Regions from separate parts of the Homo sapiens genome. Here regions 1 and 3 are each linked to region 2. The links are chromatin loops, found by intact Hi-C in ENCODE. Cell type or tissue: PC-3. All regions are shown on one strand.

The links. Hi-C counts contacts between places; a loop is a spot of excess contacts. Peaks named below come from ENCODE experiments on the same cell type or tissue, not always from the same donor. Only the 100,000 strongest peaks of a DNase experiment are listed, where the experiment ranks them.
Region 1: a loop joins it to region 2, with 4 times the contacts of the local background. A loop is called at or near these places in 4 of 110 quality-filtered maps.
Region 3: a loop joins it to region 2, with 13 times the contacts of the local background. A loop is called at or near these places in 103 of 110 quality-filtered maps.

Annotation. Positions count from the first base shown.
Region 1 is chr12:89,262,868-89,270,867 of GRCh38, forward strand. No RefSeq gene overlaps it. Among named protein-coding and RNA genes, the nearest start is that of DUSP6, 86 kb to the right of the region's middle. RefSeq lists a silencer at 1,131-1,331. In PC-3, no CTCF peak of the experiment used is centred here; no DNase peak of the experiment used is centred here; H3K27ac peaks cover 606 bases.
Region 2 is chr12:89,046,869-89,054,868 of GRCh38, forward strand. No RefSeq gene overlaps it. Among named protein-coding and RNA genes, the nearest start is that of LINC02458, 31 kb to the left of the region's middle. In PC-3, CTCF peaks have their summits at 4,407 (motif pointing right) and 4,607; a DNase peak (open chromatin) is centred at 4,383.
Region 3 is chr12:89,457,257-89,465,256 of GRCh38, forward strand. All of the region lies in intron 9 of POC1B-DUSP6 (POC1B-DUSP6 readthrough), which reads right to left. It overlaps POC1B (POC1 centriolar protein B), which reads right to left. Exons shown (of 12, transcript NM_172240.3): 10 at 2,382-2,462. Among named protein-coding and RNA genes, the nearest start is that of GALNT4, 64 kb to the right of the region's middle. In PC-3, CTCF peaks have their summits at 2,223 (motif pointing left) and 4,712 (motif pointing left); a DNase peak (open chromatin) is centred at 4,685; H3K4me3 peaks cover 289 bases; H3K27ac peaks cover 344 bases.

The DNA.
Region 1 (8,000 bases), 220 kb after region 2:
ATGTCCTAGCACAAAAGCAACACACATGGTACTTCTGCTCACATTTCACCAGCCTAATGAAAACCGTTCATATGGTTTCAACCTAACTGCAAGGGAGGCTGGGGAAAGGAAAGGAGCACAATACCATCAATATTTGGTGAGCTCAAACAGATCACCTGACATGTTTGTATCTGACTCCTCATCTGCCAATCTGGGATAGCATCTGCCTCCTTTAGACCACACAGAAAGAGCAGATGTTCAAAACATGGTTGACCACTAATTAAACTCTGAACAATAGACAGCTTAATGCCCAAAACTATTCCTTATACCTAGCTTTTTGCAAAAATTAGGTTCCTGAAACTCTGGAATGTAATAAATTTGTGTTAATCAAATTAGGTCTTTTTTTAATTAACAAGAAATTCATTATGCAAAACTGGGGCTGTTGTTCTATCTGGCTTCTACAATGGATACACACTGATAGGTGTGTTGACAAAAGGAAACCGCAATTAGCAGATGTATAAATTGTCCTTATGTTTGCAGTTACAAAGGTTGAATGTTGGTCTTAGTAATACTGTGTGCATCCTTGATACACTGCAGTGGAAGATTAAGAAGAAATGTAGAAATTGCCAGTTCCAATCTAGCAGCCAGAGCAGCCAATTCCCAGTTCTCAGAGATGGGGGGAAATACCTGAATGGGAGGCAACTTCTTAACTATTTAGAGACATAGATATCATTTCAAAAGTTATCACCCTTTTTTAAAAAATCAAGGTAGGGGATGAGGAGACGCCCTCCACCAAAAATAAAAAATAATGTTATAGTGTTGTAGATCCTTAAGCTCTTAAGAGAGACAATAGGGATTTCTGCTAAAGTAGGACAGATTTCTGTTAGAAGTTTTTTAAAAATTTCTCAATATTTAGGAAGGTTTTCGTTCCCCACACAGAAACTAAGATAGCATATGAAACTTGACCGAGGAAGGTTTAGGGCTTTGGGAGGAAGAACTAATGAAGTACTTATGAAAATCACAATTTCATTTACCAATGATGACATGGTCTAGAATTGCCCACATACATGATCTGCTTATTCAAGGTCAAAATAAATGCTAATCAATAAAAGGTATTGTCCTCCAGGGCACAGCACTTAGCATAACCTGTGATCTTAAATACTACACAAGAATGGTTTTCTTTAACAGACCTGAGTGTTATAACCAAGTAAACTTGCTACGTAAGTCCTGCCTCTTAACCTTTCATCTCAGGGCCTGTATCTGAGACCTTTGTTTATTAACCTGATAACTCTCCCGCCACAGTTTATCTTGCAAGTGATAGAGCAGTCTCAATATTTCCTAGTAACCAGCCATTTCGGAGAAAGCACAAAACGTTTGTTCAGCCAACATGGTAGTGTCTGGCTGTCTGGCCATCTCCAAGGGGATCTTGGCTTATGTACAACTATAGATATGACAAAGCTGTCTATAATAATTTTAACTGTTGGATGCATTATCTCAATGCTGAAAACCCCTTCATAATTGTACAAACACATAAAACCTGGCAAATAAACTACCTTTTTAAATATAGTGGAATTATCTCTTATCCATTCACCACGGAACTAAATGTAACAAATAACTGTTATAGCACCACAGCATACAACCAGTGGCTTCCTCAGAAACTTCAATCCAATACCTTTTAAAGAAAATAAAACAAGATTTCTAGAGTATTAAACTGGAAGAATATATTTATTCATGTGGTAAGAGTGGTGTTGGGAGGAAGAAAAGGGTTGTACCTTCTTTAGAATACTACATGTCTATAGACTCGGAATCTCATCATTACCAAAAGCTTATATACAAGATTTATTTCCAATAGAAAACAGGTCAATAGCCTTCCCATAGATAAGGACTTGAAACTGTGAGCAATTATCTAATAAAAGCTTTTAAACTAAATTGCTAATTAAGGTGAATTTAATATGCATATCAGGCAGGAATGAGGAGCGTGTAATTTATGTATCACAAAGCCTAGAACAAGTATATTACAATTCAGTAGTTTAGAGATATTATTTTTTGATTAAAGTATATTACAAACAAATGCCCTTTCCCCTGATTTCAAGATCAACAGGAAGACATTGAGATTTTACCACTTTCTTAAGGCCATTGGTTTCATAAGTTACAGAAATTTAGAGCAGAAGTGATCTTAAGGGATTATCTAAAAACTGCTTCATTTTACAGATGAAGAAAGTGATGCCCAGAAAGGTTAAAGAACTTGTGCAAAGAACAAAATCCAGGCAAGACTTCTCTGGGCTCTACTCTTACATCCTCCATTTTCCAGCTGCACATAAATAGCAAAGGTTGGTTTTCCACATAAGCTTTGGGGAACTGTAACTAGAAAGATATTTGAATGATAGGCATTCATAAGCACTCCTAAAGGAAGCAAGAATTGTTAGCTTTGAAATAACACAACCGCTGTTCTCAAGTGCTGAATGACAACTTTTTGCTCATCTGTTAAAATTTAGTTGCTGTAGGCCGGGCGCAGTGGCTTACGCCTGTATTCCCAGCACTTTGGGAGGCCAAGGCAGGTGGATCACGAGGTCAGGGGTTCAAGACCAGCCTGGCCAAGATAGTGAAACTCCTTGTCTACTAAAAATGCCAAAAAAAATTATCCAGGTGTGGTGGCAGGCCTCTGTAACCTCAGCTACTTGAGAGGCTGAGGCAGAGAATTGCTTGAACCCGGGAGGCAGAGGTTGCAGTGAGCCGAGATCATGCCACTGCACTCCAGCCTGGGTGACAGAGCGAGACTCCATCTCAAAAAAAAAAAAAAAATGTAGTTGCTGTAAAAATAACAAACATTTTTCACTTGTCCCTAACTCATCTTGTTAACAGTGACAAATGACTCATTGAGAAATGACTTTTAACAGCTTCCAATTGCCTGATGAATTTTTATAACTGCCTTTTACTGGGTCAAGGAGCAGCCATGTGTAACCCTTTGGGGCCATTATTGGGTACAAACTCTGTGGCAATCGCACTTGCTATATCATTCATTCAGTTGATAAGCCAGAGGGATCAAAGTTAACATGCTCACACTTAGTACACCTCATCCCCCGAAGGAAAGAGAAATGCCTGCCCTTGGCTTCAATGAAAAACACGTAAGAGAACATGTAGGTGGATAGGAACAACATTAGCAATACTATAGCACAATCCCAAGAGCATGACAAGAGGCCCCTTGCACTATTATATCCATATACAAAAGTCCACATATATATTTCTAAAGAAAGGTACAAAATAGAATCCTTTGCATCGTAATACTTTAGAGCTCAGACAAAAATCCACTTCTCCTGATATCTATTCTAATGTTCTCTCCTTTATACTCATAGATCATAATGACTCATTAAAACTTCCAGCAAGCTTGTGTGTTAAAATAATCTTTTTTTTTTTTTTTTTGAGACAAGAGTCCCCCACTGTCACCCAGGCTGGAGTGCAGTGGTGCGATCTCAGCTCATTGCAACCTCCGCCTCCCGGGTTCAAGTGATTCTCCTGTCTCAGCCTCCCCAGTAGCTGGGATTATAGGCACATGCCATGCTACCCTGCCTGACTAATTTTTGTATTTTTAGCAGAGATGGGGTTTCACCATGTTGACCAGGCTGGTCTTGATCTCTTGACCTCAAGTGATTTGTCTGCCTCGGCCTCCCGAAGTGCTGGGATTGCAAGCGTGATCCACCACACCCGACCTAAAATAATCTTATGTGATGGCAACTTTTAGATTCCTAATTGTAGGTATTCTAATCTAATTCTAATCTATTCTTTTTTTGTTTTGTTTTTTTGAGACGGAGTCTTGCTTTGTCATCCAGGCTGGAGTGCAATGGCGCGATCTCTGCTCACTGCAACTTCCGCCTCCCGGGTTCAAGCGATTCTCTTGCCTCAGCCTTCCAAGTGGCTGGGATTACAGGCACCTGCCACCACGCCCGGTTACTTTTTGTATTTTTAGTAGAGACAGGGTTTCACTGTGTTGGCCAGGCTGGTCTCGAACTCCTGACCTCGTGATCCACCCGCCTTGGCCTCCCAAAGTGCTGGGATTACAGGCGTGAGACACCGCGCCTGGCCAATGCTAATCTATTCTTAAAGATTCTCTTTGTGAAAAGAACTATTGTGGCTTACTACTATAACTTCTCCTTTTTTTCTCTTCACTAAAAAACTAATTTAAAACGGAGTGACTAATTTATTGCTGTGCTCAATTGTGTTAATAATGCCTGAACTAAAATAAAAATTGCTTTGTCAGGGTGGAGGAAATATGAAAAAAATATTTTTAATTTTCTTTCATAACGTTTTAAAGTTGCTCTCATAATGATGAACTTTTGAAAAATTACTTATGCTCTCACTTTGAAAATTATTACAGGGTCTTTCTAAGGAAAAAGGAGGACCTGAATTTAAGAGTAACCTTGAGTTAAAAAGAAAAAGCAAAGTGATAAGATCAAAGGCAAAATTAGCCCTAAGGACTTCAGGTTCTCTGAAAAATTTGTTCTCTTCCCAAACATCAGTTAGAATAAAGCAGATGTACTGTTCTTTAGTCAGCCGGATACAATCAAAGCATTACCTTCTATATCAATGGAACAAGAATTTCCATAAATTATTAAGGACAGCCTATTTGGACTGAAGGTCAAAGACGCCCTTTTTAAAAGTATGTTTGCACTTCAGTTAGTACAGTTTTCTCTTTTTCATTTGCAGAAAGTAAGTGGTTAAAACTATAATGCTGAAGAAAAATGTCCTCCTGAGTCACAAAGCTAAGAATGTCTAGAGCCACTTCCGAATATAAGTTTTTTCTGGAGATTTATACCTCTGCTGATTCACAACTTCCCAAACACTGAGAGGATGAGGGGGGGAAAGGTAGCCGCCTCTTCCAGTTAACTATAAAATGTATTTTTTAAAAATCATATGGTCTTTAGAAATGTGAAAGCAGTTGGGCTCTTTATATTTACAGAAATTAAGATTTCCCCCACTTAAATATATTTTTATATGAGTTACTTATTGGGTAGGGGAAGATAGCACTGTGGAGGGAAGAGAATATTCCTTCTCATTTGATATTTTTAAGAATCACAAAGACAAACGGCAAACTAAGTTGCACAATGAAAGATCATCCCAACTGATGAGCTAAACTTACAAAGTGTGAACCAAAGAAATGAATGACAACTGGCAAAAAGATCCAACTGTGATGGACTCTTAGACACACAGACTAGTTACATGAATATAATGCTGTTTTCTTTACCAGCAACAATTTCTCTCAAGGATAAGAAAAAGGGAAACACACATTAACACAGGATCTGCTGTGCCAGAGGCTTTGCTGAGGTTTTACTGGACACCTTTAAACCTCAGTGTAAGCCTGCAATGGCTCCCATTTTATAAGGATAAGAAAGGCCCAAACAGAGATGAGGGTAACAACATGTACTAACTACCTACTACGTGCATTCATTCAACAAATATTAATTAATTGATGTATTCATTAAGTCCACCTGGAGTCAGGAAAATTAAAAAATATCCTGTTTCCTGAAAACTAAATTGACAAATCTAAAATGGCTTGGAGACATCAGGACAAAGGGAACACTAAACACCCATTTCAGTTTACCAGCGCTAGCAGCAGGGATGATTGACATGCACGGAATAGAGGACAATGATCTAATTGCTCAGAATCCATATGTTTGTGTGAAACCATCTAGCATTCTGCGCTGTCCAAGACAGTAATCGCTAGCAATATGTAGCAATTTAATTTAAACTTAAATTAGTTAAAAACTCAGGGAAGTTAAAACTTTAGTTCCTCGGTCACAGTAGCTACACATCAAGTGCTCAATAGCCACTTCAGACAAGTGGCTACTGTAATGGACAGTGCAGATATAGAACACACCACCATCACAGAATGTCCTATTGGATAGCACTGTTGGATTCTAAACATCCTAAATCAGATAAGGAATTTAACATATACTCTTGATTCAGAGGGCTTTTTTTTTAAAATACTACTTTACATTTATATAGCACTTCATGATTTTCCAAAGACTGAAAAGGAGTATTTATCTGATCCATGCTAAAATTATACTCCTACTATGGTGAAGGAACTTGGAATTTAGAGAAGTTATGTGACTGACAAGGTCATATATTAGTATCCAAGAGCAGAGAAGATAATCTCAGTCTCCTAGTTCAGCATTTTCAGAGCAGAGTGAAAATATAATCACTCAGAAGTCCAACACAGCTTTGAATCTCATCTTCAATACAGACCAGTTGTATGACGTGGAACAAGTATTTAGCATTCTGGGCTTCAGTTTCCTCATCTGAAAAACTGGGATGATAATGACAACTCCACAGAAAGTAATATTAACTACCAGATGGTATGAGCTTGGTATACTATCCAGGTGACTACCTTCGCCTGAACACTAAGCAGGATTTTTTTTTTAATCTTAATTTTCAAAAAAATTCAATGCTATTTTCTACAAATAGAATTAGCAGAAGTGGTTCAAAATTTAGGAAGCTGATTTTGAGTACATTGGCATTTCCAACTGTTATATATACTCTCCTCTCAGCTGCTATATTTGGGCTACCTCAGAATTGTTGTCAGAATTAAATGAGAATTTAAATAGCACATAAGATCTGACATGTAGATGTGTCCAATAAGTGCAAGTTCTCGCTTCACCTTCCTTCTCTACCCTAACGCCCTGTAAGTCTTCCTGGTGTGTACCTGCAGCACCACACAATTTAGGAAGCCTAGACTCTATCCTGCATGGATAAATGACTCAGCAAGCTTATTTACAGTGTGATGGTTTAACATACAACTTCCATAAGACTATATATTACATATTATAATAGAAAGCAGTAGGAAAATAACCTTAAGTATTCAGAAAATCACATTACGGGAAGCTTTAAGAATGTATTTATTCCATATATTGATTACTCAGCTAATAGAGAGGTATGTTCTAAAATATGTCTTCAGTTTTGCTTAGAAGATCTGAAGCAGACTTACCTTCTTAAGTATATTGGGTTAAAGAAACTAAACTTAATCTACATACTCTAGGTCAATGATTTATAATTTTAGGTCAGCTCTGAATTTTTTGAGCAGCTGTATTTTAACTACTTTAGTTTTTACAAAATGTATTTGTACTATACCGATCCACAAAAGAGTCCTGAAACAAAGAAATGATGACAGACTAGTCTACCCTCAAAGAGGTAGGTGCTTTAAGCATCTTCTGGTTGGTACTAAAACCATTTGGCCTCAGAATAGGCCAAAAGATGTGAATCTTAAAATACCTGGGAAAAATCTACCATGGATAGTCAACATTTATTTGTTCCTTAGAGCCAATAGAGGCTCTACATACACATTTCACTGGAATCTGATACCAATCCTCTAACGCCTAAAGTAGGGCAGGTGTTATTCTATTTTTCCAGGTGAGGAACTTGAGAGTTCAAGAGATGACATGATACAGATAATTATAAAACCAGGACTAGAATTCAGGAAGTTTGATTTCTCATCTGATGGCTTTTCTATTATCCAACCACCAAATTAAGTGAAGCTCTAATTAGAACAGGTCTAAACACAATAATGATATTTCATCTATTAAATCAAAACCAGTGTATAGAGAATGGCCACATGCACCAAACCACAGATGGCCAGTAAAGAGGAATCAGAAAAACCCATAGATATTAGACAGGCAGCAAGAGGGCATCAAATTGAATCAAGTTGTCTAGCTCCATACTTCTGAGCTCTGTGATTGCTTCTGTTTTCTTCTGCATTTTTATTAATAACAAGAAAGAGATATAGACAGAATGCACATTGAGTTTCAGATGGCACAAATTTGGAAGAAATGATGAGAATGCTGAGGAACAAATCAACGTTTAAAAAATTATCAGTCATCAACGGTAGATTGGATAAAGAAAATGTGGTACATATATGCCATGGAATACTACGCAGCCATAAAAAAGAATGAAATCATGTTCTTCATAGCAACATGAACACAGCTAGAGGCCATTATCCTAAGTGAATTAATAATGCAGTAACAAAAACCAAA
Region 2 (8,000 bases):
GCTAAAATATAATACTTTGGGTTCATTTTCATATGAACTTGGATAATAAAACAAAGAAATAATAACATGCAATGAAAACACACTCAAATGAGAGAGCCAACCGGGAGATGACTGTCAAAAAAAGTTTGAGAGTTAAAATGGCAGATAGTTTCAAAGCTTTCAGGAAAATCAATTAGAGCCTAAGTGACCTCTAGGACAAGTATCTGGACACTAGCCACTTTACAAATTCCAATCTAGGCGTGAGTAACAAGTGAATTAAACTGCTTAGAGTTCTATCAATAATCAGGAATGTATAGTTTAGATAGATTACCTTAAATTTTAATCAATAATTTTAAAGGGACCCAGTAATCAGCTTCATTACACTCTACCCAGATGAAGTAAGTGGGGTCAACTAACTAAAATATAAAGGAGTTTTCAACTGCTCACCTCTCCTCACAAATGGGTACTCTCCCGACTGACTCTGTGACATTTATACAGCCTGTAATTCTGAACACATCACCTGCTTTAGGAGACCTAGCAGCAACTCCATATGTAGACTTAAGATCTTGTTAAGCACTTGGGCCTGATAGAAACTGACAAAGTCTTTGCCTTACCTGAGATTCCAGCACAGCTGAGCACCCAGGAGATTCCCAGTTGACAAATAGTGAGGGCAAAGAGCAAGCCGGTCCCCAAGCTGAGCTTCCCCCAGGTCCTTCTTTTGATCCACTGGCTTCCCAGCCCATCTGTTTTCATTCTTAGTTTAATTTGATGAGGGAGGTGGTAAAGAAGCACATCATTGCAGATGTCAAACGCATAAGGTAAATAAGAATCCACAGAGTTGCTACCCTCAGCTTTTCTCTAAGTGATCTCAGAGGGCATTATGATTATAACATTAAACCAGGATACCGAGTTTGGGGGCAGCTTATCAGTTAACCATGACATTCCATGAAAAGCGTGGACCAACCAACATTTTGTTAGAACAGACTGACTAATAAAGAGGGAAGGGATAAGACAAAGTGACACTGTTCCCCTGGCTTTTCAAATTATCCAGGGAATAAAAGAAATTGCAGGGCAAATATCCATCCTGAATTAAAAGCTACTCAGGGGATGAGAAACAAATGAAAATCTATTATGCCATAGAAAGAGTCTCCAGAGGCCTAGAGCAATTTTTTTAAATATGAGCCACTGATTAATGACTTTGGCTACAAGGGAATGCCTAGGGAATTAGAGACTTGTAATTTAATTTCCTTCTGGGAGTAGCAAGTCCAGAAGGAGAGGAAGCCACCTTACTAATTGGTATTAGAAAATTGGGGTTAAAGGAAAAAAGAGGAAATAAAGTTGAGTTCAGGAATCTTATGGAGATGATGTCATGTCAAATACAGTCTTCATAGAGATGAGAGCGATAACTGACAGTTACTGAGTGCTTACTATATGCCAAGAACTTCCAAGTGAATTCTGTTCTGTAGCGCAGGTACTACCACATATTTTATCAATTCTGAAACAAAAACACACATACACACAGATTTTAGACATACATATCATTTTCTATACATCATGTCTTTATCTATATATATTTTTATATAAGATTGATGTCACCTTACAATCACTATGGGCCAAAGGGCAGACATGATGTAATTCTCTTGTTGTCTATGAATGCGCAAACTCATATTCCTGTCACTTCAGTTGACTTATGCACATCATTGGCACTGTATATGCCGAGTTTAATTGCTGCTGTTTAAAAATATTTCACACTAAACCAAAGGTTTTTTGACAAGCATAAGATGTGACTTTAAATTTGGTATTAGTAAAGTAAATACTCATTATAAGAAAGAAATTTCATCTTTTTTTCCAAAGCAACAGCCAAATGCTTTATGGGGCACTAAGAAATGAAAGCATCAATAAATAAATGAAGTTGTGCTTCATTTTGTTTCTAGACATATGTAAAATAATTGTCTATTACATGACAAGCAATTCAAGCAAAGGCAGGGATATATGCAAAATAATTGTCTATTTCATGCCAAGCAATGCAAGTGAAGGCAGGAAAAATTGCCAAGTCCCCAGCAATAGATTAATGACATTTCCAAACTCAGAGAGACTGATTTGACTAACTTGTACATGAGCCTGATTTGACTGATTTGTACATCATTAGCAGTGTTATGTTTTGTTTTCTTATTGATACGTAAAATAATGGTGCATCTCCTGTCTGATGGCACTTAGATTCAATAAACTAGAGTACTGCCACATCTTTTTCTTTTCAGACAAGAAAATCAAGACAAAGGCAAGTTACTTGTCCCAAAACCCACAGAAAGTGAACTTTTTAGAGATATTTAGAATTAGTTCAGTCTGATTGCAGAACTTATTATTTTAATCAGTATGAAAAACTACTTTCCAAACATGGAAAGAAGGTTGGCATAATCTTTTGAAAAATTAAGTCAGAGCATGGCATTTCTCTTTCCAATACATTTTCATCTCATGCTGAGTAAAAGTTGAAGTTCTTACAAGGGCTTACTAGGCCTTGCAAGATCTGCAGTTCCCTTCCTGCCTGTTTGCCACTGCCTCTCAACCTCATCTTCTTCTATTCCCCTTCACTCAACTCTACTCCAATCCTATTGACTACTTGCCTTCCCCATGCCACGCTAGCAAATTTGCTCCTACTTCAAATATACTCCTACCTCAGGGCCTTTGCATTTGTTATTCTCACCACTGGGAATACTTCCCCATCACATCTTCACTTGGTCACTTTCTCATTCCTTCATCCCTGACCTATATAAAAATAGCAGAACTCTTGCTCCATCTCATGCCCTGTCTATTCCCTTTAACATGTTCTATCTTCTCCATAGCATATTATTATATGAAATATCATATATATGACTTTGTTCATTTTCTTGTTGATTGCAACAATGTAAGTAAGCTTCAGAAGGCAGGACCTTTGTTTTATACATTTCTGTATCTGTGTAGACAGTAGGCATTCGATAAGTAAATGAAGAAAATGAATGGATCTTCCTCTGACAAGGTCATTCCACTGTCTTTCCCTTCTGTTTTATTGTCAGTCCAGAGAATTATGCAAATTGGAATCTATGGATTATTATTGCTTGTAAATCAGTAATGCTCTTTTTCATCCCATTTGAGAGATTTAAAAGGGTTGACACTCGGGAGGCTGAGGCAGGAGAATGGCATGAACCCGGGAAGCGGAGCTTGCAGTGAGCAGAGATTGTGCCACTGCAGTCCGCAGTCCGGCCTGGGCGACAGAGCGAGACTCCGTCTCAAAAAAAAAAAAAAAAAAAAAAAGGTTGACACTCTTATGATAGAGTGTTTCGAAATGCAGATTTCAGAGCTAGACTACCTGGATTTTAATGCTGGCTCTACCATTTGCCTATGCAATGTCACAAAAGTTACTCAACTCCTCTGAGTCCTCGTTTCCTCATCTGTAAGACTGGGATAATACTAGTGTAGGACTTACACCTGAGGATTCTTATAAGGATTAAATTAAATAATACAGGGATTATTAGCAAGTGCTAAGTATTAAAATATATATATATTTTTGAGACGGAGTCTCACTCTGTCTCTCAGGATGGAGTGCAGTGGCACCATCTCGGCTCACTGCAACCTCTGCCTCCTGGGTTCAAGCAATTCTCCTGCCTCAACCTCCTGAGTAGCTGGGATTATAGGTGCATGCCACCAAGCCCTGGTAATTTTTTTGTATTTTTAGTAGAGACGGGGTTTCACCGTGCTAGCCCCAGGATGGTCTCGAGTTCCTGACCTCGTGATCTGCCTGCCTTGGCCTCCCAAAGTGCTGGGATTACAGGCATGAGCCACCGCGCCCTGCCAATAAAATAATTATTTTTATTGGCAAATTATTTCCAACCTACCTAATAGGAACCGTTAAGAGCAAGACGGTTCTCAATGGGGGAAATTCTTCCTCCAAAGAAGATATTTTCCATGCTAGAGACATTTTGATTATCACAGTTAGGGATGGGGTGCAGGATGTTCCTGTTATCTAGTGGGTAAGAAGACAGGGATGCTGCTAAACATTCTATAATGCACAAGGGGGTCCTCCACAACAAAGCATTGTCACGCCCAATGTCAATAATGTCATTGATGAGAAATCCAGGGAGAGATTATTTGTTTCAATGTACTTCACCCTTCAGTATTCCAGAATAAGTAAGACATGTAAAGGGGAAACGTTTTTGTAAACCACCTCCACTCCATCTGTCATGTTTTGAAATCAGCTTAAAGATGAAAATCCATGCTTATATTACCCTTCTCCAGAGGCCTGGCCTTAAATCTCTCCATACTATTTTCTTTTATGATTCAACCCAAAAGAGATTCAGATTCAGGTGTTGCTGTCCAGACCTCAGGATTCCCAGGCAATTGTACTTGAAGATTCTCGTGTTGGCCTTTTCAGTTCTGCATCAGACCACTAGAGGGTAGAGAAACACTATCAATCATTCAGCATTTGGGTACCTGACAGTTTTCAGTAATACAAATCTTAATAAAATGCTAAATTATTTCTGGCTTATGAAATAAAAACTGCCCAGAACGGCTTTATTAAACACCTCTATATGTACACAGTTTTAGAGGCTGATTCAAGTATTTTACTCTGTCATCACCCTCAAACTCTAAAGTATAGTAGTAATTTAAGTCAATATTATATGTTAAATGGAGGCCTAATAAATGGCCATTGATGATCTTATGACTATTATGATAATATTATGATAATATGTTATGACTATGTTGGTAAAGCTCTTTTTTGATGAAGATTTAATCATGCTGTGACTTAAATCATATCAAATTGATTTAAATGATTCTCCCCACCAGGAATTAAGCAAAAATTGAGAGTGAATTGAAATCTAAAAATGAACTCCAATATGGAATAAGTAGCATTATTTTGTTGAACCCTGACCCAAACGCAGCCCAAAGTATAAACGCTTATTGTCTTATCAATACTTCATTAGGATGAACCTGAATGACTAAACAAATTACAGCATTATCACCAACTATCTAGATATATCTCAATCCCACACACTCAGGTTTGAAATAGAGGCACTGTATTAGTCTGTTTTCATGCTGCTGATAAAAACATACCTGAGACTGGGCAATTTACAAAAGAAAGAGGTTTAATTGACTTACAGTTCCACAGGGCTAGGGAGGCCTCACAATCATGGTGGAAGGCAAAGAGGAGTAAGTCATGTCTTACATGAATGGCAGGAGGCAAAGAGAGAGAGAGAGGTTGTGCAGGGAAACTCCCACTTATAAAACCATCAGATCTCTTGAGCCTTATTCACTATCAGGAGAAAAGCATGTGAAAGACCTGCTTTTCTCACGATAATGATGATTCAGTGATTCAATTACCTCCCACCAGGTCCTTCCCAAAACATGTGGGAATTTGAGATGAGATTTTGGTGAGGACATAGCCAAACCATATCATTCTGCCCCTGGACCCTCCAAAATCTCATGTCCTCACATCTCTAAACTAATCGTGTCTTCCCAACAGTCTCCCTAAGTCTTAATTCATTTCAGCATTAACTAAAAAGTCCACAGTCCAGAGTCTCATCCAAGTCAAGGCAAGTTCCTTCTGCTTATGAGCTTGCAAAATCAAAAGCAAGTTAGTTACTTCCTAGATACAATGGGGGTACAGGCATTGGGTAAATACAGCCATTCCAAATGGGAAAAATTGGGCAAAACAAAGGGGCTACAGGCCCCATGCAAGTCTGAAATCCAACAGGGCAGTCAAATCTTCTCCAAAATGATCTCCTTTGATTCCATGTCTCACATCCAGGTCGTGCTGATGCAAGAGGTGGGTTCCCATGGTCTTGGGCAGCTCTGCACCTATGGTTTTAAAGGGTAAAGCCTCCCTCCTGGCTGCTTTCATGGGCTGCCATTGAGTGTCTACAGCTTTTCCAGGCACATGATGCAAACTATCAGCAGATCTACCATTCTGGGGTATGGAGGAAAGTGGCCCTCTTCTCACAGCTCTACTAGGCAGTGCCCCAGTGGGGACTCTGGGTGGGGGTGCCCACCCCACATTTCCCTTCTGCATTGCGCTAGCAGAGTTTCCCCATGAGTGCCCTGCCCCTGCAGCAAACTTCTGCCTGGACATCCAGGTGTTTCTGTACATCCTCTGAAACCTAGGCAGAGGTTTCCAAACCTCAATATTTGACTTCTGTGCACCCACAGGCTCAACACCACATGGAAGCTGCCAAGACTTGGGGCTTGCACCCTCTGAAGCCACAGCCTGAGCTGTACCTTGGCCCTATTTAGTCACAGCTGGAGTGGCTGGGACACAGGGCACTGAGTCCCTAGGCTGCACACAGCACAGAAACCCTGGGCCTAGCCCAGAAGACTATTTTTTCTTCCTACACCATTGGGCCTGTGATGGGAGGGGCTGCCATGAAGACATCTGACATGCCTGGAGACATTTTCCTCATTGTTTTGGGGATTAACATTCAGCTCCTTGTTACTTACACAAATTTCTGAAGCTGGCTTGAATTTCTCCTTAGAAAATGGGATTTTCTTTTCTGTCACATTGTCAGGCTGCAAATTTTCGAAACTTTCATGCTCTGTTTACCTTTTAAAACTGAATGCCTTTAGCAGCACCCAAGTCACCTCTTGAATCCTTTGATGCTTAGAAATTTCTTCATCAAATACCCTAAATCATCTTTCAAGTTCAAAGTTCCACAAATCTCTAGGGCAGGGGCAAAGTGCCACCAGTCTCTTTGCTAAAATATAACAAGAGTCACTTTTGCTCCAGTTCCCAATGAGTTCATCTCCTTCTGAGACCACCTCAGCCTGGATTTCTTTGTTCATATCATTATCAGCATTTTGGCCAAAGCCACTCAACAAGTCTCTAGGGAGTTCCAAATTTTTCCACATTTTCCTATCTACTTCTGAGCCCTCCAAACTGTTCCAACCTCTGCATGTTACCCAGTTTCAAAGTCACTTCCACATTTTGGGGTATCTTTTCATCAATGTCCCACTCTACTGGTACCAATTTACTGTATTAATCCGCACTCACACTGCTAATAAAGACATACCTGAGACTGGGCAATTTACAAAAGAAAGAGGTTTAATTGACTTACAGTTCCACATGGCTGGGGAGGCCTCACAATCATGGTGACCCACAAGGAGGTGCAAATCATGTCTTACATGGATGGCAGCAGGCAATGAGAGAGAGCTTGAGCAGGAAAACTCTCATTTTTAAAACCATCAGATCTCGTGAACTTATTCACTATCACAAGAACAGCGTGGGAAAGACTCACCCCCATGATTCAATTACCTCCCACCAGGTCCCTCCTGCAACTCATGGGAATTTGAGATGGGATTCGAGTGGGGACACAGCCAAACCATATCAGGCATTGATAAAAAGTTGAAGGAAACTTTGGAGGAAGAAGAGTAAAGAATTAAAGAACAAAGTGGCCAGCTGTTTTCACTTTCAACTAAAAGTTAATAAAAGTGCAGATACAAATACTACAGAAGAGATTCCTAAGCTTATTCCTGACTTACTCCAAGTTATCCATAATTATCTCTAAAGATATTGCAAAATTATATTCAAAAATTATTTTAATTTTCTTTGACTTACACACACATGCACACATAACCACAAATAAACAAAAAGGCTGTGTGAATATTTTGACACACAGCTGTCAAACTGAATGATGCTGTCAATTAGTAAATGAGAGTAGGAATCAATGACTAAGAAATGTTTAAGCATCACACCAGAAAGCATCAGATTTTAGGAGACTGCAAAGAATCGTGATTAACTGTTAAAGTCTGGTATTAGACTATCTGTGTTTGAAAATTGCCTCTACAAGTTAATAATTTTGAAGCTCTGGGAAAATAATTTTACATCTCTTTGTTGTAACTTAAAATAGCATAAATGTCTTAGTATACGTAAGTGCATATAGGTATAGCACTTAGCACGGTGCTTGGCACATGTTAACTCTCTATGTAAGTGTTTTCTATGAGAATTATAATTTCCTTTAATAGATAAACCAAGAGATAACATATAAATCTTGTCTCTT
Region 3 (8,000 bases), 410 kb after region 2:
TGTCAGTGTAGGGAGGAGACTATAATTAAGGCTTATTTACCACTATATTAATGGAAAGGTAAATAGTTGAAAAAGTAATTTTATTTTAGTTTTCTAACCAATTATCTATCATTGAACTAAAAGAAAGAGATACACATTGAAAATTTAAAGAAAAGCCCTTTGGAGATATTCTTTTAAAAAGTCTAACTACTTTATGAGAATCTATGTCTTCAGAATGCACTATTAAAATAAAGTCCTTATACCTTGCTTGGCAGCAAGCAGCTATGTCCCAGATTACAATCTACCTAGATGGGAGTTTATTAGCATAATCTCAAACCAATTTATAGCAAACAAGATTTTGTTTTCCTGTGTTTTGTTTGTTTGTTTGTTTGCTGGATTTTTATATACTAGTGGAGTCTTCCTTTTAATGCGTATATATTGGGTGAAACCATGTGAAGTCATTGATATTAGACTGTTTTTGCCTACAAAATGACAATTTCATATAATTCAACCTAATATTATCCTTTGTGGATAATAATTTTACTCTTCCATTTTATTATTCTGTTTTGTAGCACAGCTATTAAATGTCATGTGTTTGTTATACAGAACTGTCTTCTCAAAGTCCCACATACCCCATATATTCCTCGAGTTATGGTCCTGTATTATAGATGTATACTACAACAGACACATATGATCTACAATAGATATGTACAATCTATACTACAAGGGACATCCTGCTGTCCCTTGCTAAGAGGCAGTTATGCCCACCTCAATAGCACTGTCTGTCAAAACTGTCTGGATTCCTCACGTAATGAGGCTTTGCAAAACTTGAAGGGTACTGGGAGAGACAGTGAGTCTCAAAAGGTGGACCAAAGATTTTTAATGATCTATGATATTTTCTAGGCCAGAAATGTGCAATTTTAGTCTACTGACTACCTCACAAGGAGGCAGCACATCTCATAAACCTCCTGTTTGCTCCTTCTCGCTACAGGGGGAAAACCTAACTCATCAGATTTTGTAAATTTCTACAACATGCATTTGGAGTAATTCATTGAACATAAACGTACTGAACACCTACTATAAGCCAAGCACTGTGGCAAGTTGTAGACATCCCATTAATTTTTAATTTCTTAAATTATTAATGCAGCAATGCTGCTAGAGTTATAAACATGAATACTGTAAGAAACAAGAACACAGATCGATTTGAAGTCCTAGTGGTCACCAGTGATTCTTGGAATTCCCTTTAACCATCAGCTCATTGGTTACCCTCACTTCGTTTTTGTCACTGAAACTCCTAATGAGAGATCTAGGAGGCTTCTCTGCTATGGGATTAACACTGAAAGGACCCTTGAATAATTAGAATGGTTTCTGGTACAAGATAGACTCAAAATGGACTAGTCCTCTGTAGAATTCCTCTACAATAAATACTATTCTTGAGATCTATTAGAGAATTTGTAATGTCATAATGTCAGGGTTTTATTTTGGCTACAAATTAAAAATGTACCCAAAATATTTAACTAAACTGACATCATAGCAGTAGTGTCGTCAAAGACCACGCTGTTCTTCCCATTTGTTCTTACGATTAGTTTTGCACTGACTAGCAGGATCAACTGTGGCAGTGATTTGCCTTGGAAAGAATTAGCAGAATCCTAAATGGAAAGGCTAAAATTCTTAATCTTTGAAAATTTTGAAAACACTGAATAAATAAATTTTATATATGTAATTTCTATCAACAAAATTGTAAGTATTAGAAATACTTCTTAATTTATGGATAATCCATCAAAAGAGATTAACCAACGGCAGTGCTGTTTTTCTTACAGCTTCTAATGAGAAGACTAGAAGTAAGTTTAGCACCTCTGAAGGACAAATAACACAATAGGGAATCTGCTCTGCAACAGCATGTGAAATGTTACCTGGGTGGCATCTTAATACGTGAGACAGTGGGTATGGATTAGACTGAGCTCAGGGACCTCAAAGTAAAAGCTTTCCTGGGAAGGGGAACATCACACACCAGGGCCTGTTGTGGGGTGGGGTGGCAGGGGGAGGGATAGCATTAGGAGATATACCTAATGTTAAATGACGAGTTAATGGGTGCAGCACACCAACATGGCACATGTATACATATGTAACTAACCTGCACGTTGTGCACATGTACCCTAAAACTTAAAGTATAAAAAAAAAAAAAAAAAAAAGCTTTCCTGGAAATTGTTGCTGCTCCCCCCTTGTGGTAAACTATTTAGATGCATTGTAAATATGACTATAAAGTTTTTCCTATACTAAAATGTTAGGCTACATAGGCCACGTTTTATCTCCTCCCCCAACATTTTTTAAAGGAAAATGGATTATGCCAAATGATTAAATGCCACTTAAGTGTCAAAAAAAAAAAAAAAAACCCGACTTACTGTGGTAGAATCAAAAGAAAGGATATCCATAACAGGGGGAGTAGAGATCTGCAAATCGATTACCTCAAGCTTTGGATTAATCTGTGTATATACATAAAAAAAAATTATGAGATTTTCATACCATAAGAAACCAAATACTATTTGTAAAAACCTGGAGGGCATTTTCTAATATATTCTAAAATTAAAATATATTGGTATATTCATTACTATGGATAAAAAAAATTTTAAGCTAAATGTTAGCCTACCAATTCTATCAACGTATAAGAAAAGATCATTTTGGTAAGGTTGAATTCACCCCAGAAATAAAAGGTTTTCACTTTAGAAAATCAATGTAATTTACCTAAAAAGGAATATTAAAAATAAAATAAAATGACCCACCTCAAAAGATGAAGAAAAAAATCCTAGCCAGTTCAGTAAGAAAAGGAAATAAAAGGTATTAAGATAACAATTAGAAAGAAATAATATTCTCATTCATATATAATGTTATCTAGAATTTATTGCTAAATCATTAGAATAGTCAGAGTTTAAGTTAGTCCCAAAATCAATATATGAAATCAACTGCATTTCTGCATTCTAGCACACAGTTAGAAAATGCAAAATTTTAAAGGACACCATTTACAATATCAAAGAAGTTTAAAAATACATCAGAATAAACATACAAAAAAGAGTAAGACCTTATGGAAAAGAATAAAACTTATGTTAACATTAAAAAAGGCTCAAATAAGTAGAAACTGTATCATAAATAACTCAAAAACAGAGTGCTGTATATGGAAAATAAATATATTCAGAATATTCGTAATGAGAAAAGTGAAATTAAAGCAAAATACCACTTAATACCTATTAGACTGCAAAAACTAGAAAGCTCAATGACGCCAACACTGTTTGTAGCAGCATTGTTTGTAATGGCCAAAAAACTATTGGAAGTACCCTAAGTGTCTATCAACAGTTAAACAGGCTGTAAGAATTACTACAGTGACAAATTCACTGGAATGCAATACAGCAGTGAAAACAATTTATGAATGCATGAATTCAGAATTCATATGTATGAATCTCAGGACTTTAATGTTAAATTAAAAAGTAAGTTACGGAAAATATACATTCAATATAATTCCATTTACATAAAGTTCAAACTCATTCAAAATTAAACAATAATTATAGATTCAAATATATAAAGTTACAAAGAAAAGCAACAGAATGATTACCTAGAGTGGTGACTAACTTTGAGGGAGGCTATTTCAGAATTTGAAAAGACATAAAAATTAAAAATAAAATTGAAACATTATGAATACAAAGAAGTAAACAAAGAGCAACAAAGATAGCAGAGTTTTATATCAAATGAATGGTACCAATAAGTGTACTAACGAACCTTAAAGAAGAAACTATTGACTGAGCGCTTATCAGGAGTGTCCAATCTTTGGCTTTCCCTGGGCCACATTGGAAGAATTGTCTTGGGCCACACATAAAATACACTAACATTAATGATAGCTGATGAGCTAAAAAAAAAAAAATTGCAAAAATATCTCATAATGTTTTAAGACAGTTTACGAATTTGTGTTGGGCTGGATTCAAAGCCAGCATGTGACCTGTGGGCTGGACAAGCTTGGCTTAGACAGTGAGAAAGACTTCCTATGGAGGAAACACGGCATATGACGGCTCTTTAATAAAAGATCTAGAAAACAAAAACAGAGAGGGAGATGAGTAAAAGAGCATTCTTCATGGCATAGTGGAAGAATGCTGACATACTTTCACACAGGGTTAGAAAGAAGATTGTCAAGGGTCAAATTGTGAAGGGTGAAGGAATTTGGGAAGGCACAGAAAGTTGGAAGCTACAATGTGCTGAATTGAAAGAGTAATCTGACAGACACATAAAGTGTCATGAATACATTAGGGACGGCAGTGAGGACACTACAGCGTTAATCCAGGTCTGTAGTGATGAAGACTTGGCCAGTGATAAGAGGAGTGGAATAATTTTTAAAGCACTTACCATGCTTGATGGGTATGGCTGTAGTTTTAGAAACAGTAAAATCATTTTATAATTATCCAGCCAGTGTGTTAAAGGGGAGATATAACTGCAATGCTATAGTAAAGAAGGAATAAAGCTGTGCATGGTAAGGATGAGGGGCAATCAGCTCAGCTAGCCAAAACCGTTATCTCTTCCTGGCTGTCCCATAAAGCAGAAATCAAACACAGCCTCCTGCCATTAACTCTAAGTCCAGAGTTGAGGTAAAGAACAGAAATGTGAGAGTGACTTGTTTTCCTTTTAATCTTAAGACTCCCTGTCCAGAGACTGCTTGCATACGTTTTATTCTCTTTTATCTACTGCCACCTAGTGTAGACAGAAAATTATTTACCTAGAAAATACAATCTAGTTGCACCATCTGAAATTGAAACTGCTCAAGAAATCTAAATCACGTAGAGTCAGCACCTGTCATTAAAAAAAATCCTTGACCTACAAGTTGGGAAACAAGTCCTGATGTAATTAACAGTATTTAACTGCGTAAGTTGCTGCCACATAAGTTAAATAGAGCTGGAAGTTCTTACTAAGTAACATTTATAGTCCTCTCCATAAAGAAAATATGCTGAGGGGGTGATATGGTTAAATTCTTTGCTAGCTAACTCTCAGGAATACTAACAGTACCTTGTAGCTCCTGATATTTATTAAAGGGAAGAATATGTTAATAATTAGAGCTGCCTTGAAATGAAGTGGGCTGCCTATGAGAGGCCAAGTTCTCCATGGCTGAACAAGGGTATATAACTGGGACTAATGAATGAGGTAAAGGTTAGCCTGTATGACCTCAAAGGTACCATCCCACATCCCCCATTGAGGTTCTCTGTGTCCATGATACTGAGGAGTCCACGAACATAAAACCTCTACTAATAAATTCCATAAGCCTTCACTAGACTACAAGCTTCTAAAGAGCAAGGAGTATGCCCATCTTGTTCACTGCTGCATACTCTAAAGCTAGTACAACGTCCAGCACACAGATACTTTAATATCTGTTAACAGGATAAAATGTAATTTTGTTTATATTGAAGCATTACATCAAAGTGGTTAAAAACACAGAATGGAACCAGAGTGCCTGGGTTGAAATTCTACTGCTGCCACTTACTAACTTTAAGATTTAACTAACATAGACCTCAATTTCTCATGGGATAATAGTGGTACTTATTTCACCGAGATTTTAGGAATATTAACTTAATTTGTATAAAACACTTAGAACAGTCTTGTATAACTGTTAGACTTTATCATCATGTAATGAACATTTACTGAGGCCTGAAACAGTATAAACATATACCCCAGTTAGAAGTAGAATACAAAATGGATAGACAAGTGGTCATTTTAAAAAATCATAAATGGTGATGTTTTCAACCTTATTAGAAGATTGAGATAAAAACCCAATCTCAGACTTAAAAACTTAAATTGATCACTTGTACTTTTCAACAATGAATCATGGTCAGACTATCACAAAATATTATTATATAAATATTTGGTTAAGGTAAAGGACATTTTCCTTCCTGCTAAATATCATACAGAATTTCATATGCAATTTATATGTTAAGGTAATCTAAAATGGCCATAAAAAACTGAAAGCCATCAGAACATTATTTTATTAAAAAAATCTTTTTAACCAATTATAATCCCTGCTTACAATATTCTGCAATTCTCCTAGAATAACTATTTTGATGCTTTACTGTCATTAAGAGCTATCGCCATCGCTTAGAGTGGCTCTACTGTCTTCTCATCAAAATGTGTAAGAAAGAAGGGAACTGCTGCTCCGGAGAAAAATATCACACACACACACACACTGAAGGAAAGTCTGGTTTTGTCTAGGGGCAGGACAATGCAATCCAACTCATGACAGTCTGAAGAAGATAAAGTCAGCATGAACTAGTGATGTGCTATAGCACAACATGGGTAGGGTCAAGATACCTTGTGTAAAAACTGGGCTTCTTTCCCATCAAAAAAAAGAGAGAGAGGTACTGTTCTCATGTTTTTAATTAAGATGGAGTGCCTAGGCCAGGAGTACTACGAAGGATCTGTAGTTAGATAAGTAGGAAGAACCCGGGAGGGGGCTATTTCACATAGAGAGAATTTGATATTTCATGCCTTCTTTCATGTGGCCTCCTTCTCTCATTTATTTTAAAAGTAATATGGCTATCACCCCCTCTATCCATGTAGGAATTAGTAATTTATACATTTAGTCAGCTGGTACCCAAGATCTAAGACTCTGCAGGATTCCCCACCTTCAAACAAGTGAAGCGCTTAAGGCTAGCAAAGGGGTGGCTTTTGCAAAAGGCCAAACTATTTTACTCAGCAGATTGAGATTATGCAATTCAGATGAGTCTCATAGAAAACATAATACAAATCATAAAAATGTTATCTCGTTTCAAACTCAGAAATAAAACACTCATGGTCACTGCAAACAGAGAAAGAAAAATTCATCAGTTCACTTAGATACCATTTATTCTACATATTTTAATAAGATGTTTATTTTCCTTAAATCCTAATACTGACCTCAAAAAAAGATTTCTTAGTTTTAAAATATTTCCCAAGTAACTGCATGTAAATTTGCCTAAAGCTTTGAAAAAAACTTAATCTACTGAATTTAGTATTTCAAAGTAAAGTTTACTAATCATAAATGAACACAGCACAACTTCTATTCTGACTATTCCATTCTGTGTGAAAGTTTTGAACTAAGTAGTCTTTGGCTTAGTGAGGGATCCATATTTATTAATTTGAAGTAGAGTCTTTAAAACACAATTTGGTACTTAACAATTATTTATTCATAATACTAAAGTTGTTCCCTGTCTAGAAAATTTCATAACCTTGACTTTTTTATAAGAGTTTTTTTTTTTTTTTTTTTTTTGAGACGGAGTCTTGCCCTGTTGCCCAGGCTGGAGTGCACTGACATGATCTCGGCTCACTACAACCTCCGCCTCCCAGGTTCAAGCGATTCTACTGCCTCAGCCTCCTGAGTAGCTGGGATTATAGGCACGCGCCACCACACCCAGCAAATTTTTGTATTTTTAGTAGAGACGGGATTTCACCATGTTGGTCAGGCTAGTCTCGAACTCCTGACATCATTAGCCGCCCACCTCGGCCTTCCAAAGTGCTGGGATTACAAACATGAGCCACCGCACCTGGCCCAAGAGATTTTTTCAGGAAAAAAAAAAAAAAAAGAAACAATTACAACAATTGGTTGTTCATATACAGAATCCTATCACTCTTCTGGCATTTTATATCACAGGGCCTCAAAGTGTTTTACAAAAGCAAGTCATGTTTTATACTTAATTTAAGCAGCCATGCATGTTTACAGATAATTTAAACTGTGTACACAGAGGCTGACTACCTTAAGGTCACAAAAAAAAAATTCAGTCACAAGGCTCAGCATTTTGTAGAGTGCAATTGAACTCTAATTCCACGATGAAGAAAAGTCAGTGTTTAATAGAATTTTTAGGGGTATACGTGAAAAATTTGTTTGAGAGTGGCTTTGCATGGCCTGGGTCAGCCTGACCCAGCAACACAAAGCAGCCCAGCTGGTTTAATGGCTTTTTGGCTATACCATAAGAGCAGAGCCACTCAGGCAACTCCTTGACATTTTAAAGAAAGCCTAGCAC